Linked DNA regions of Mus musculus: all the other regions are linked to region 1. A link is a loop called in an ENCODE intact Hi-C map of the cell type or tissue named here. Cell type or tissue: left cerebral cortex. All regions are shown on one strand. Links, peaks and the distances in the headings refer to the core of each region. The heading gives the core; the rest is flanking DNA.

Region 1 (5,317 bases), core at 107-5,106:
TGTAGGAAACAGGCAGGTGGAGTTTGGGACTGGGTGAGGCTCACAGACTATCAAGGGCTATCTGGGATGCTGGCCATATAGAACATGGTACAAACAAGGGTTCCACCCAGCTCTCCTCACAGGTCCAACCCGACATGTGGGAAGCATGGTACAATGTGTTCTCCCATGAGGGCCTGGTGAGGGCTCAGGGTGTTTGAATGGGCTGCCAAACTCAGTACGACTGTAGTTTTAATGAGATGAAGGAAGAGTTGGCTAAAGAGGGGTAACTGTCAGAGGTTTGAATAGTCAAGTGATGTCAATGAACCCACCCAGCCCTAGTGTAAGTGACCCAGCATAGTAGATTTGAGGGAACCCCTATGTAGTCCCAGAACATAGACCCATACAGAGGCCCAGCAACGGCATCTGCAGCTTGAGTGGAGTGATTCTCTGCCTCTGCCCAGTTTGCCTTTTAGTATCCACCCACCGCAGGCCTTCTGGGGTCTAAACCCTCTGGGTCTCCCCATCATAGCAGGCTGTGCCGTGGATTTTTCCCCTGTTTGCTCTACCCAGAAAGGCAGTACACCCAGCTTGTGGGTTTGTGTGTTCTGCTCCGGCATCTTCCTGTCACCTTTGACCACTGAGGGTGGAGAGCTGCCACACACTGCTGCCTCTCATCTGGTCCTCAGATGCCACTGTCTCCTACAGCCAAAGTCAATTTTCGGGGCCACACCCTGGAGAGTCCAACGCTCTTCTCAGCTCCATCCAGCCACGTTAAATTTCCAAGTCCATTTGCTTTCAAAAACGTTACTTTCACCCTTTTTCAAACGCTGCCTTTTCCGGATTGTTCTATTTTTCCCTCCATTCTTGGCTTCTCATCTCATTATTTTAAAACACATCTTAAATATTGTTTATTGGAGCAAGCATAATTCTGTAATCAGCATACATAGCTGTAAGAAGGAAAAAATATGAACACCATACTCACATTAGACTGGCACTAGATTTTAATCTTTCTTGTATCTTGTTTCTTTTTTTTGGTTTTATGAGACTGGGTTTCTCTGTATAGCCCTGGCTGTCCTGGAACTCACTTTGTAGACCAGGCTGGCCTCGAACTCAGAAATCTGCCTGCCTCTGCCTCCCAAGTGCTGGGATTAAAGGCGTGCGCCACCACGCCCGGCTGTATCTTGTTTCTTGACTCTCCTTGTTTAGATACTGAAGATTTTCTCTCTCCTGGATCCTCTTCTGCAAGAAAAATTTCCCATAGGCCCTAGCACTATGGGTGGGTAAGGGGACTCTAGAGGTGGCTTTGCTGAAACCTGTCGCACTCTATCAGCTGCAATGGGCTGCAATTTGTTTTTATAAATCTCACTTCAGTCTCAGAGCAGTGGATTCCCATAGTTTATATGAGAGAAGGTCGTCTGAGGTGTGTTCTGGGTACAGATGAGGTTTTTGGTGTTGTTTTAGGAAGTTGGGATTAGGGTCAGCCTTCCCTAGCTCTGGCTTGTAGGGATGAAGATTCCAATGTTAAAGTCTGGCTTTTCATCCTTTTATGCAAAATCCCTGTTCTTTTGTATTTTTAGTTTGTAAGACGGGGTCTCTCTACAACCGGACTGGCCCGGAACTCAGTCTGTAGACTAGGCTGGCCATGAGCTCACAGAGATCCCGCTGCCCCCGCCTCTGAGCGCTGGAATCGAAGGTGTGCACCACCACTCCTGGCCTGGCCCTAGTTCTCTAAGCAATCATCCAATAATTTGGCTTCAAGTTTCTTTGATTATAATATCCCTTACAAATTTTCTGATACTTGGGAAATGGATCTCTTGCTTTTAGCTGAATTCTGTATTGGTGAGTTGTGCTTAGCCTGGGGGCTTTGGTTAAGTTGGCAAACATCAGCCCATGTGAGCAGTTGGTAGACAGGCATCTGTGGTGTTTGCTTTCGACTGGTAGCCTTCAGTAGCCCAGGGCAGGCACAGAAAAGACGAACAATCGCATCCATCCACCTGGATCTGCAGCTCTAACCTGATCATGGACACAAGCAAAGAAGCCAAAGATAGGTGTGGTGGCTCAGACCGATAAGCTCAACTCTCGGGAAGCTAAGATACTAGGGTTATCATGGGATTGGGGTAGCTTGGGTTATATACTGAGTCCAGGTCAACCTAGGCTATAGAATGAGACTGTTTTGAAATAAGATGGGGTAGGTATCTTTGTGTGTGTGTGTAAAACAGAGACATTTAGCTTGTTGGAGTAAGAGTAGACCATGGGCCTGGCTCAGGGGTGCTACTGGAGAGCAAATGAAGGTGTGGTAAATTGAAGGTTAAAATAAACTTAAATTATGGGATGGGACTATATTGTACAAATTGGAAGATTTCATGGAGCGGATAAAAGGATATCTGAGCTGTATATTTAGCAGATGGCCAGGTTCAAGCTCTGGCTGAGGAAGATAACACAAAGAATGGTTCAAAACCACCACGCCTGCTGGAGTACTATAGGTGTTGTGCTACCCTGAATACCACCCGGTGATGTCTCCGGGAATGAGTAAGAAGATACTGGGGGAAAGGGAGGGCCAAGCTTCATGATGGGCACTTATTTAGGAGAATCCAGAACTCCTATTGGTCAGCCCTTTACAGTGGAGCTGGCTCAGGGCTGGTGGGTCCCAGCACCTCTCTGATGTTCAGGACAGGAAGTTACTCTTTGGTTTGGGGGCTGTGTGGTTTGGGGACTTAGAGTGATGCAGGGTGCTGCTTCTAGGCATTGTCAGACTCTTGGCGCTTTCAAGAAACATCTGCAGAAAGGGAAAGGCCTGCGCTGTATCTGGCCTACCCAGCGGAACTTGGAGAGCGGTTTAGTGAACAAATGTAAGCGCTGGGCGCCACCTTGTGGAATAGTGTAGCACTAACATCAGCTCCTTCACCCTCATTCCCCAGACCTCAGGATGACAGCCTAGGCGCAGAAGGCAGAATGTGGGAGGTCACCAAGGCAGAATGACCCTAAGCAGGGGTGTGGTGCACACAGGAGATACTCTCAGTCCCCTCTATCCCGTGGTCATAACTTCTACAGATGTTCTACAGATGTGGCCTGTGACCACCTCATAAACTAAGCCCTGGCCTCCTTCTTACCTGGCAAGTCCCACTAGATCCATAGCTCTCTGGGTTCTGTTCCTGAGAGGCTCAACTCATCCCCAGACAATGGGAAAACAGGGAAGCAGCAGGAATTTTAGTCACAAGGAATTACATCTCTGGATTTGGGACCCCTGAGTTAAATCCAGGCTCCTGAGCCGAACCTTGCTTGGTCTTCTACCCTTGGTGCCTGTCATGCCCAAACTACCACCGGGATCCTGAGCCCGGTAGTAGTGGGTCACTACTCTCTCCTTTGTCCAAGGAAACGATATGTCTCCTTGACAACCTTGCAGCCGGTCTGAGATGCTTGGTGTCGGTCTGAGGTGCTCAGTCAAGGCGGCTCAGGAAAACCAGTGCAGCAATAATGCTGTTGATAACTCAGACCCATCTTTATTTTTTTAATTGAAAAAAAGTCATATGATGTATTTTACCATGTTTCCCCCTCCCCAGTTCTTACCAGACCCTCTTCCCCACCTACCCAACATCATATGCTTTTCTCTTTCCCTTTAAACAGACAAGTAAGCAAACAAAACAAAACGCCAACACACACACACACACACACACACACACACACACACACACACACACCCCAGAAATAAAAATAAACAAGCCAAAGGTCAATAAGATAAAAAAAAAAAACCCAAACAAAGCAAAATGAGACGCCATGTCTATAAAAATATCATTGAGTTTGTCCTGTGTTTGCCAAGTACCACCCTGTGTGTGGCTTGCACCAAAACGTGTTAATACACCTAGTGAGACTCCATTGGAGAAAAGTGATTTTTCCGTTTTCTGTTGACAGTGGGTATCAATCACAGATTGTTTGTTAGAGGTGGGAGCCGGTGTCCACTTCCCCCATCTGGCTGAACTTGTGCAGGCGTTGTGCATGCTACTACAGGCTCTGTGAGGTGAGCTCACACACAAGACCCTGGTTCTTGAACATAAGGAATGGAACGTCTTCCTGCTGCGTGGGCCCGGCTCTAGCACGCACACAAGACCCCTTCTGTAGGCTGGAGGCGGGTGTGGGACTCTGCTGGGGAGGCCATGCTTGGGTGGGGACATGGTGATGGGCTCTCTTCCGCCAGCACAGCTCACAGCTTCCCAGGGATGTCGTGAAAGGTGGGTGGGAGAGAACAGGAAAGAAGTATGTGGTGTGACAGCCACTCACGGGGAGTCTGTTGGGTCTGGTTCCTCACCATGGTGAAGAGTGCTTTGGGGACACCTGCTTAGTCTGTGGCCCCAAGACTAACCTCCATTCCTGTGGGCATTCCCCAGCTGACAAAGCGGGTATGCCCCTGCAGGCTGGGGGTGCATTCTGATGTGGCCTGGGGAGTGTTAGCAAGCTTGCAGTTCTACCTAAGAGATTCAGGAAAGAAATAGAGTTCTTTATTATTGGGATATTTTTCTTCTGGGGACCCTCCTCCTCCAGAGGGTAAGTCTTATGGGTAAGAAGGCACCAGCCAGCTGTTCCATGGCTGCCGTATGTCACCCAGTGTCCAGCCTGCATGGATATTTCAGTTCAGGTAGTATAGTAGGACTGGGTGTCTGGGCCTGGTCAGATTTAGTGACCCCATGATATTGGTTAAAATGTAGGTGACTTCTTTATAATACCCGACTTCTGCCTGCTTTTCTCTCCCTTTACCATCCACTATTCAGAGACACTGCCACCTTTTAGGAGCTCCAGTGCTGAAAGATGGAGGGAGGTCACTCCAGGTCCATTGCTTTCATTGGGTCTGATCAACTTGGCAGCTGTAACAAACTACCATAGACTGTGTGGCTTACAAGCAATAGGCGTGTACTGTTCACAGCTCTGGAGGGGGAAGTCCAAGGTCAAGCTGGACGAATGTCTGCCACAGTCCTGTAGCTCTGCAGTGCCTCTGGTTGTGTTCTCATAGGGCAGATGGAGACTTAAGCCACAAATCCCACTAATAAGGTTCTGCTTTCACAACCCAGTGACTCCCTGTGGCCTCACGCCACTCTTGAGGATAGGGATTTGCACACAGGTATTCTAGGGGATAGGACACAGGAAACTGGCTAGGTCTGTTGTTCCCTCTCTTCTCCCCAGGACAGACATTAGAATGTCTCCCTCTTTCTAACTCTATGAGCCAGGCATATTAGTGTTAGCACTTTCTTCTATACCCTAAGCAGATCCATTTCTGCTTCTCTGGGGAATCCCATCCAATAAACATGGCCGACAGCTGCTCACTTCTCCCAGGTTTAGAATGTGAAGT
Region 2 (5,317 bases), core at 249-5,248, 490 kb before region 1:
AGCTCCTAAGCTCCTCCCACCCTGTGAACAGGGGCCTAAGCTGCCTGCAGCTTTTCACCTTTGGGGCCTCCAGCCAGAAGGAACTTGGGGCCTCAGCCCCCCTTCTTGAAGCGGCCTCAGTACTCAGGTCTAGCCCAGCTTTGTCTCTAGTGTCTACAGCCATGTTAGACACATGTGATCCATACAGCTGTATAGGAGTTCTTGGGCCAGGAGAGAAGCTGCCTCCCTCCTCTACCCTCTTCCCCCCTGACCCCCGGCAAAGCTGGAGTGCTGGGGCTCACCATAGTGGGAGTCCTGGCACCTTCCACCCAAGCTGCTGGTTCTTGAGGCCCTACTTCCTGGTCCTGCACTTTCTTCCTCACTTCCTTCTCCTCCTCCAAGACTAAGGTTTCGCCAGTCCCACCTCCTTCACCACCAGTCTGAAGATGGTCCCTACATTCAAGCCTCCCAAGTAGAGGCCCATTCTGACTACTCTATCTTCTTTGCTTTTTCTCTCCTTCCAGGTGGTAGCCAATTCTCCAGCCAAGTTAGTATCTAAGGACAGCATGTGTGTGTCCCTGTGTGCTGTTCCAGCATGCACCTGCCATCTGTTGGGTGTGGATGGTGTGTGCCTGCTGGCATGAGTACATATGTGCATGTGTGACTCCGGGGTGCATTGTGCCCTAGATGAGCCTGCACGGGTGTTTGCTGGAGTTTGGAGGGGAGCCGTTGCGAGGGATGGGTATCTACGTCATGGTCTCAATCTTGCTCCCCATTTCCTGCTGCAGCAGCTTAAGGCTTTAGGCTTTTAATTCAGGTGTGTGGGATGCTGCGCTGTCACTGACCTGTGTGGCCTGAAGACCTCTCTGTCCCAGTGGGATCCCTGAGAAGGAACGCACTTCATTTTTATCTCTGCTTGGGCATGTACCTATCTGTTGAAGGCAAGAGCCCTGGATGGGTAGAGACTAACAGGCTACAGCATGCTGGACTGGAGGGGCCTGGGCAGCTTGAGCCATCTTCCAAGGAAGAAGCATGTGTGTAGAAAGATGTGGAAGAACAGAGTCCCAGTCCACAGCAGAGCGACTGGCAGGATAAGCCCCTCCGTGGAGGACCTCTGCTCCGAGTCTCCGAGTCTCTGAGTGTGCCCAATGTGACTGCTTTTCGCCTCTGGAACGTTCTGGACTCTGCTTGTACTTGCTGCCTCTCTTCTGTCATGTGGCCCGGCTTTTGACCCCTTCCCAATCCCAACCCCCCCAAACCCTCTTGTGTCTGCTTCTCCATCGTGCTGTGTGTGATGGGAGTGTGCACCATGCCTGGTGGCCCTGCTGACCCCAGGAAGGAGTCTTGGCTGAAGTGGAGCCTCAGAGGGGAGCTGGGAGAGATGATTCAGGTGGACATGAAAGATGGCTCTTCTGCCAGGGTCTTGGGGGTGCCAAGAATCTTCCTGGCCACACCCAGGCAACCCACATGGGTAACTTACTTGGGCCAAGACCTCAACTTTGGGAGATCTCTCTCCACACCCACTTGCACCCTGGCCTCGACTTCCCATGTAACTGTCACCTACTGTCCTCTCTCCCCTCTTCCCCTTCCCCCTTTTCCTGCCTACCCTCCTCAGTGCTGACTACCAGGAACGCTTCAACCCCAGCGTCCTGAAGGACTCAGCCCTGTCCACCCACAAGCCCATTGAAGTGAAGGGCTTGGGAGGCAAGGCCACTATCATCCACGCTCAGTACAACACCCCGATCAGCATGTACTCACAGGATGCTATCATGGACGCCATCGCGGGGCAGGCCCAGGCCCAGGGCAGTGACTTCAGTGGGTAAGCGCCTTCCCACTCCACATGCCGGAACCCGGAGGCTGCCAGGCACTCACGGAACCAGCTTTCTTCATTCACCTTGAGTCACCCGCCTGGGTTCAGGCCACTGGAGGGGGTGGTCCAGCCTTTACCAGGGACTTCCGGAATGTGTTGCCCTCTCTCTTCAGAGTCTAGCTGAACTCTCCTCAGAGTTCAGTTGTAGGAGAACTGGCAAAAAATGCAGAATGTCGTATTTCCTTAAAGGGATTGTAAGTCTGCGTTCCCAAGCTTCAGTGAGAGGGGCTGGTTAGAGGCTTCCGTGGTGCTTTTAAGGAGCACGGGGAGCGCCGTGGACCCCTCATTGCTATAAAGCCATACTTGGGGGGAATTGCTTTATTCTTCCAGTGAGGAGCACCGATCCAGGCACTTGATAGCCTTTTTTTTTTTTAATTATTATTGGAAGAGGCCTGAGGCCAATAACCACCCAAGGTGCTATTGGCAGTCAACCTCATGATGGGATGATGGGCACTTCTCTTCTCCACTTTTACCCAGGAGGCCTTGCTTCGGGGCAGTAGGATTTAAAATGCCCTTGGTTCCTGGGATTGGTCTACTAGCTTGGTGGAGGACCGTTGAGGGTGGCCTGAGGACACTCGGTAGAAACTCAGATGAGAAGGGTACAGCATTAACAGGGCCACTCTCTGCTCCCATCTTCTCCTCAGCCCCACTTCTGTCTCCATCTTTGCCTCTTTCTTTCTTTGTGTGTGTGTGTCTCTCTCACCTCCATTCTCTATCTCTGTCTCTTTTCTATCGTTGTGTCTTGTTTTTATCTGTCTCTGTCATCTGTTTTCGTTCATAAACACACAAACGCGCGCGCGCACACACACACACACACACACACACACACACACACAGAGCACAGAGGTGGGAGAGGGCAGGCTGTTCTGCTTGGGAATATCAAAGTGTAGAGCTTACCTCTCTAGGCAACATGTTATCCCCGGATGATCAGAAATTCCCAACAATTCAGGAGAGAAAGACTAAGGGTACACTAAACTTTTTTTCTGAAACTATAAAATCAAATACTATAGGAGGGACATAAGAAGATTCCAGGAAGTTCCTACAGGATAAGGTCAAAAGCCCTTGTGGTCGTGGTGTATATGCAGAGGCCAGAGGCTAGGCATATCCTGAGAGAGACCTGTTCTTCAGGAGAGCCTGACCGGGTCTCGGAAAGGCACTACTTTTCATCGACCACCAGGGGGCGGAAGTTGTCTATTTTGCAGCCACTAACCTGGAACCTGTTCATTACTGCAGCCCTTTGCAGACATCTGGGCTGTGCTTACTTACTTAAATCACTCATTCAAAGAAAAAAAGAAAAGAAAAAAGAAAAAAATGACCGTGCAATTGTTAAGAACAACCATTAGTTCATATATACCCCAAAAAAACATGTCTGCCTGACTCAGCCCAAAAGCCAACAGGGATTTCCGGCTAACATTTGTCGCATGGTCTTTGGTGTGCCCTTAAAAATAGTCGTCGTCTCCAAAGGAAAGTCAAATGGAAAATAATGGACGGATTGCTCATCACACTGTATTTTCTATACACTGGGAAAACTTCTATTATTGAATTCTACTATCAGGGCAAGGCGCCTGTGATTTGGAGAGTATGGTGCTCTGTTGATTAATCTAGCTGTCTCCCACCCGTCCCCTTCCCTTCCGTGCCTCTCATTGCTAGCGTGCCTGGAAAGGATCAACCTTTCCCCTTCCTTTTAACTCAAGCACGCTGAGCTGATGCCGCTATGGCGCAGTGAGGAAGCCTCCTGGCCATAACGTGTTCCGTTTCTGCTGTTATTTCCACGGTTCCTTCCTCACTGACAGTTTTTTTTTTCTCTCTCTCTTCCTCCTTCACCCATCCCACCCCCCTAACTCATTTCTGGTCCTAACCCCGCTCTCTTGTGTGCGCTGCCCCTCTGCTACCCCATGATGGACGCGCACTCACGGCTGGGTTTCCTTCCGCTTGGCAGGGCGTCTCCGCTGGCGTAAGTAGACCTGCAGCATCCGTCCGTCCGTCCGTCTTGTCATCTGTCTCATTGCAGGATGGTGTGCGGGTTTGGTGGGATGTGTCTGAGGACAAGTGGTCAGTTTGTGCGCTCTGTCCACCTTTTTTCCTCACACCCACCTCTCAGCCACATGACATCCTCTCCAGCCCACGCAGACAGATGCTTGTTTTCTGGAGTCCACCCATGCCAATGTGGCTATGGGTCATGGCACTCACGGTGCGCCCACCCCAGGCTGAGGCTTCATTCCTGCCTTTTCCTTGCCATGCTTTGGTGAGGTTTTCCCAGTCTTTCCTAGCTTCGCTGGAACGTGGCACACAAGGGGTTACAAGGCACACTGGGCTATTCATTTAGTGCTAGAGAGTAAGAGGAGCCTCTAGGAAGTCAGTCTCTAGAACCCTCAAAAACCAAACCAAACCAAACCAAACCAAAACAGATCTGGTTGTGCCCAAAGACCTTAGGAATCCTTACAGTCTTTCCTAAGGTCTTCCAGCTTTCTGCAGGAAGAACAAGAACCCAGTCTTTCCTTTGTTTCTCTCTCAGCTATGAGCTTCTCCCTGGATGGACCCCAGAGGTATCTGCAGGACCCATAATCGATCTCACTCACAATCTTAAAATACCTAGCTCTCAAGGCTAAAGACTTCAGGAAAGTGGGGGCAGGAGCAGGGGCAGGGGCAGGGGCAGGGGCAGGACCTCCACCCCTTCTCCTTCGCTGCCCTCATAGCTCAACCTGAGCCAGGCCTAAGGAACCAAACCTGGGAGACTAGACCATTTCTTTCCAGCTCCCTGACTTGTGTACTAGGATGATCCTGTCCTGGCTAGACAGTCCCCACAGAGGACAGGGCAGACGGAGCCAGGCAGGACGGTACAAGATAGGGCATGCCTCAGCTGGGCTGGGTCTTCATGTGGTCAGAGCATCTGAGCTAGGTAGTCCCTGGTAGGCAGGTGTGGCTTTGAGCTTCCTGACTATAGAACACTTGACAGAAAGGACACTGGGCAAACCAGGTATGGAAGTATACAGTCTCAGTACTCGGGGGACTGGGGCAAAGAAGGCTACATATCAAGACTCTGAATAACAACAACAATAATGAAGCAAAACTAATAATAACAAAAGGAAAAGGAACACTGGGCTGGGAACTGGGTCACCTAAGTTGTCATTCAATGGTGTTCCTGTTTATTGTAGCCTGGAGCTACTCAGTTGGGCTCTCTGGACCTCAGTTTCAACATTTCTAAGAGGAAAGGCTGGCAGGCAGGTTTATTGCCATAGGCTTGTTCTGAGCGCTCCCTGACATCTGAGAGGGGTTTTCTGGGCAACACAGATTCACAGTCTGACCTATGAAACTTGAGTCAGGTAGAAATTCCAGCACCTGAGGAGCTCTGGGATCCCTGCTGGCTTTGATCTGGAGTTGAAAAAAAAAATTATTCAGCTAAGTCTTTTGAGCACCTACTATGCAAGTCAGACCCTGGGAGCTTAAGGGGATATTAGCAGATTCCCC
Region 3 (5,317 bases), core at 249-5,248, 690 kb before region 1:
ACGAATGAGCAGGAAGCTCCACCCCTGAGCAAGCAGGTTTCAGGCTGGGGGAGGGGAGACTACAATTCCCCTTTCATTGGTGCTGGGGCCTATGTTTTGTGACCTAAAGTCAGAATGATGCCTCTAACCCAGCGTCAGTTGTGCTACAGTCTCAGGCCTGTTACATTCCCCACTGGCTTAATAAGCATGAGTCATAAGCTCATCTTGGGGCAGGGGGTTTATCATCTCCTCAGCACTAATAATTTAACAAAATTTATTTTTGTTTTACATAGTTAAGTAGGCAATTGAGCAAGCAGCACCCTGTAGTGAGACCAGGAACAAAAAAATTAATAAATAGCCCAGTAATGTCTATAAGTAGAGTAGAGTAGCCAAGGGGACCAGAACAAGATTGGCACCAGTTATCAGACATTTACACCACCACCCCTCCCCTTTTAAGCTTATTTTTGGCTAATTATTTTTTAATGATCCGTGACTGGTTGTCATAGAAACAATGAAGTTTCTCCTAATGTCATTGTTTCATGAAGAAGAGGTCCAAACTGCTTCTATTCTGAAGAACAACCTCTAGTAAGGAGTCTACCTACGCTTCCAGGTGGAAGTAGTTATTTTTTAAAAGATTTATTTATTTATTTATTTATTTATTTATTTAATGCAGATCACAGCTTTACCGCCTTCCTCATTTAGTCAAAAGCAGACTCTGTGTGTTGTTGGTTTTAGGAGATTTTGAGGCTAGAGAGGAGTAATCTTATCCCTCCATATAAGCCAGGAAGATGCCACAGCTTTGTGAGAGTCTGCACTGTCCCTTGCATGGAGCATTGTCAGTGGGACTCTGTCCACTCTAGTGACAGCAGTACATGAGTTTTGCATCTGTGAGCTGCTTCAGGAAGCCCGTCTTAGCAAAATGTATACTCATCTCAGCTGTTTTATAACTTAAATTTTGATCCCAAAGTCTCCCCTCCCTCCAGAGCCTAAACAGTGAAAGTTCTCTGATTCTTTTTTTTTCTTTCTTTTTAAGCTTTCTAATCAGCCGGGCAGTGGTGGCACATGCCTTTAATCCCTGCAGAAGTCAGAAAAGGAATCCCTTGGAACTGGAGTTATGCATGGTTATGAGCCACCATGTCAGTGCTGGAGACTAAATCCAGGTCCTCTACAAGAGCAGCGGGCGCTCTTAACCACAAGCCATCTGTGATGGTTTGTATAGGCTTGGATCAGGAAATGGCACTATTAGGAGGTGTGGCCTTGTTGAAGTAGGTGTGTCCTGTATAATGCCCGCCCGGATTCTGCCATGCTCCCGCCTTGTTGATAATGGACTGAACCTCTGAACCTGTAAGCCAGCCCCAGTTAAATGTTGTTTTTATTTGGTCATAGTGTCTGTTCACAGCAGTAAAACCCTAACCAAGACACCATCTCTCCATCCCAGGACTCGATGTCTTTGAAGGACAACAGGGTAGCAACTGACTTTCTTGAAGATGGATACGTGCCCAGAAACAGGCATGTGCCCTGCCTTTGCTCTGGGGGAAAAGTATTGCTGTCTGAAGTTTACTGGCAGACAGGAAGGCAATCACATCGTTAGCCATCCTACCTCCAACAAACACCAACAAATAAGTCAATATAAACACTAACCTCAACGAACATCTCTACCATAGTCAGGGTGAGTGGTGGCTAGGCAGCCACACCCTGGACAAGGATGGAACCTTTAAGAAGCAGAAAGGTGTGAGGTGTGGGGTGGTTTGTTATTCGGTACGTTTTATACATGTGGTTTTCGGTATATTGGAGATTTAAATTTATTTTAAAATTAAAAAAAAAAAATACAGGACGAGGGGGATGTGTGCGCGTGCGCACCACAGCGCATGTGAAGATCAGAGCATAACTTCCGTGTTGCTTCTCTCCTTCCACAGAAAACTCAGGTGGTCAGGCTTGGTGGCAAGCGCCTACACCCGGCGAGCCGTCTCGCAGACACTTACACTGGGGACATTGACTTCAAGCTAAGCATTTCCAACTCCTAGAACCAAAGCAGGCTGAAGCGAGATGACCCAGGGGCCAGTCACCCAGGAGAAGGCTGCCTCCGGCTTCTGGCTGGCCGACTGCGCATGTCCTCCCAGCACAGTGCCCGCTACAGTCGAGAAAGCCTCGGCCAAGCCCGCACCCGACAGGCTCGGGGCTACAAGGCTTGTGGGGTTTAACCTGGGTCGACCTCCAGGAAAATCAAGATCAGAGCGGAGACGTGCTGAGAGGTAGGGACAGTCTGGAGTCTTAGGAGGTGGGACTTGGGCGGATGCACTCCTCTGGGCGCTCACGGTGCGTGGTGGATACTCTGACCCGCTCCTCTTGGCTGACCACGCACGAGGGCAGTCATCCTGGGGAAACTGAGGCCGCCAAAGTCATAGGGCTCATCCGAACATCCTGCCCCAACCCGGCGCGGCATCCAAGCACCTGCTCCATCTGGGGACACCCGGAGGTCTAGGCCGCCACACATAGCCCAGGGGGAGCGGTGATAAAGATGCGGAACTCGTCGCGCGAACGCAGAGGGGAGGGAGGAGGCGTTGAGAGTCTTGCGCCATGTGAGCTGGATCCGCGTGGGTCCCGTCAACCCAGCCGCTGTTGACGACGCCCAGGACCCGGAGTCCTGTGGACACAGCATTCGGGTGACCTCGGAGCCTCAAGAGATCTGCAGCTCGCCTGCTCCAACGCCCCTTCCCCAATATCCCTTCCTTAGAACCTCGGTCCCCTCCTGCATCCTTCTGTTCTATGATACCTTCCAGAGCCTCAAGAGGGCGCTGTGGGCGCGCTGCTGGAGGCCGCGCCTCCTGCCTCCAACTTAAGGTCCGAGCTGGAACTAGCTTTTGACACGAGCTCTTGAATACGTGTGTGGGACAGGCAAGGTGACATAACCCTGAAGCCTCAATCGCAGGAGAGAAATAAAGGCTTTTTTCCTTGTTTACTCTTTCTTACCTTGAATATCGTGATCATATCTTCACAATGAAAATAATATTTTGAATGAAAAAGTATTCCAAAATAAGCAGACATAAATCATATGGTAGGAGTAGCATGAAACAAGAAACATTTTGTAAGAGCAGAAGTGTTGGGGTACACAACCCTAACACTCAGGAGGCTAAGTTCGGTACCCTGTCACAAAATCAAACCAAAAGTTGATCAAACTTCCTTTCTGTGATCATAAGGCAAAAGACACTAAGGAAGTGTACCAGAGATGGCAGTCGAAGGTACCCATCACTATCATGGGACACAGTCTCGTCAATACGACAGGGTCAATGCGCTGGTGCACTCTCAGAAGCTGGAAAGAACCCCGGTGAATAAAAACTTGCACCAGATTGGGTCTGGTCACTGCCCATCACAGGTCGGTGGGCGGGGCTCATGAAGCCTTCGGCCTCTCTGAGGAGTTCTAGGCAGTTAAGGGTTCCTGGAGGGAGGGAGACATGTAGTGAAACCACTAGTAAGGTACCCATGCCCCCGCCCACGTTCATGTAAACAAAATTAAACTGACTGAGTAAACAAAAACAGGAGGAAGTCCTGAAAGCAGAAGGGGAGCTGGTTGGGAAGAGGAGGAGAACCAGGGACGAGAGGGGACATGAGAGGGTCCTGAGGATGAATAAGACCAAAATTCACTGCGCACACGTATGAAAAAAAAATCAGAAATGTTGTAAGGCTGGGGAGGGTAGAATACTTAACACGTGCAAGGTCCTGGGCTCATCCCAACACCAGCAAGAGAAAGTGAATTGTATGTATGTATGTATGTATGTATGTATGTATGTATGTATGTATATCAGCACGCAAACTGAAAGAGGTAGGAAAAGGATCCTGGAGGGGAACAACTGAGAAGTGTAAGCACCTGTCAGAGTATACAGCCTTTCCAGCCAGAGCATCTTCACTCGTGGGCAAACATGTTGTGGGAGTTTGAATGAAAACGGCCCCCATTGAGGGCTAAAGAGATGGCTCGATGTTTAAGAGCACTGGCTGCTTTTTCAGAGGACCAGGGTTTAATTGCCAGCACCTACATGGCAGCTCACAACTATCTGTAACTCCCAATCTGATACCCTCACACAGACAGGAGTGCATGCAAAACTGCCTATGCGTATGAAATAAAAATTAATTATTTTTTAAGAAAAGATTAGGATGTATGCCTCTGCCTCCCAAGTGCTGGGACTAAAGGCGTGTGCCACCACCGCCTGGCTAGTTGTGACATTATTGATGGAAGAGTGTCAGTGGGGGTGAACTTGGAAGTGTCAGAAGCACAAACCAACAAACATTCATACACATAAAATAAAATTTAAAAATCTAAAAACAATCAGCAAAATGCCTCTGCATTCCAGAAAGAACAACTAAAATATAAAATATGAAAATATTAACAATATAAATATTTACATATTATAAAATAACATAAATATATTAAATATTAAGTTCTGACAGTGCTATGGAGCACCCAAATATCATCATAAATTGCCAGAGAGAGAGAGTGAGTTTATCTATTCAAGAAAACATATATTTAGCCTGGCGTGGTGGCACACGCCTTTAATCCCAGCACTTGGGAGGCAGAGGCAGGTGGATTTCTGAGTTTGAAGCCAGCCTGGTCTACAAAGTGAGTTCCAGGACAGTCAGGGCTATACAGAGAAACCCTGTCTCAAAAAAAGAAAAACAAAAAGAAAAACATGTATTTGAGGGGTGGAAAGACAGCTCTTGGGTTAAGAGCACTGAATGTTCTTCCAAAGGTCCTGAGTTCAATTCTCAGCATCCCATGGTCGCTCACAACCATCTGTAATGGGTCTAATGCCCTCTTCTGCTGTGTCTGAAGACTGGTACTCATACACATAAAGTAAATAATTCTTTTTAAAAAAAAAAAGAAAGAAAGAAAGCATATATTTGAGTCTAGGCTCAACTCTCTGAACTACGGTTGCATTCCTGTTTACCCAGGAGAAATGAGTGCATATGCTCGTGAGAGAAGTAGAGAGGTGTCGGTGAAACACTTAGTAAACTCAAGCTGGAATCTACCGAAATGTCACCAACCAGGTAAATAAATTGTGACGTAATAGCACAATTATAAGGAACAGACTCCTGATACAATCAGATACATCTCCAGCATGTTCAGGAGAAGTCAGACACAGATTTATTAAGATTCCACAGCCAGGCGTGGTGGCGCATGCCTTTAATCCCAGCACTAGGGAGACAGAGGCAGGTGGATTTCTGAGTTCAAGGCCAGCCTGGTCTACAGTGTGAGTTCCAGGACAGCCAAGGCTACACAGAGAAACCCTGTCTTGAAGAAAAAAAAAAAAAAGATTCCACATATGTGATGGCCAAGAGCAAGTTA

What was found. Peaks named below come from ENCODE experiments on the same cell type or tissue, not always from the same donor. Only the 100,000 strongest peaks of a DNase experiment are listed, where the experiment ranks them.
Region 2: a loop joins it to region 1, with 2.5 times the contacts of the local background. A loop is called at or near these places in 19 of 42 quality-filtered maps.
Region 3: it touches region 1 in a loop (5-fold over the local background); 6 of 42 quality-filtered maps call a loop at or near these places.

What each region holds. Positions count from the first base shown.
Region 1 is chr14:34,078,054-34,083,370 of GRCm38, reverse strand. All of the region lies in intron 1 of A630023A22Rik (RIKEN cDNA A630023A22 gene), which reads left to right. Among named protein-coding and RNA genes, the nearest start is that of Anxa8, 5.3 kb to the left of the region's middle. In left cerebral cortex, for the core only: a CTCF peak has its summit at 2,855 (motif pointing left); a DNase peak (open chromatin) is centred at 2,831.
Region 2 is chr14:34,568,199-34,573,515 of GRCm38, reverse strand. Ldb3 (LIM domain binding 3) reads left to right here. Exons shown (of 15, transcript NM_001039074.2): 4 at 504-526; 5 at 1,595-1,798; 6 at 3,789-3,803. Among named protein-coding and RNA genes, the nearest start is that of Ldb3, 18 kb to the left of the region's middle. In left cerebral cortex, for the core only: a CTCF peak has its summit at 3,019 (motif pointing right); DNase peaks (open chromatin) are centred at 617, 1,774, 3,029 and 3,971; H3K4me3 peaks cover 1,047 bases; H3K27ac peaks cover 585 bases.
Region 3 is chr14:34,766,594-34,771,910 of GRCm38, reverse strand. It overlaps A930038B10Rik (a long non-coding RNA gene), which reads right to left. Exons shown (of 5, transcript XR_001781218.2): 4 at 3,201-3,415; 5 at 1,810-2,623. Among named protein-coding and RNA genes, the nearest start is that of Gm52101, 4.2 kb to the right of the region's middle. In left cerebral cortex, for the core only: a CTCF peak has its summit at 2,766 (motif pointing right); DNase peaks (open chromatin) are centred at 2,064, 2,761 and 3,346; H3K4me3 peaks cover 1,739 bases; H3K27ac peaks cover 230 bases.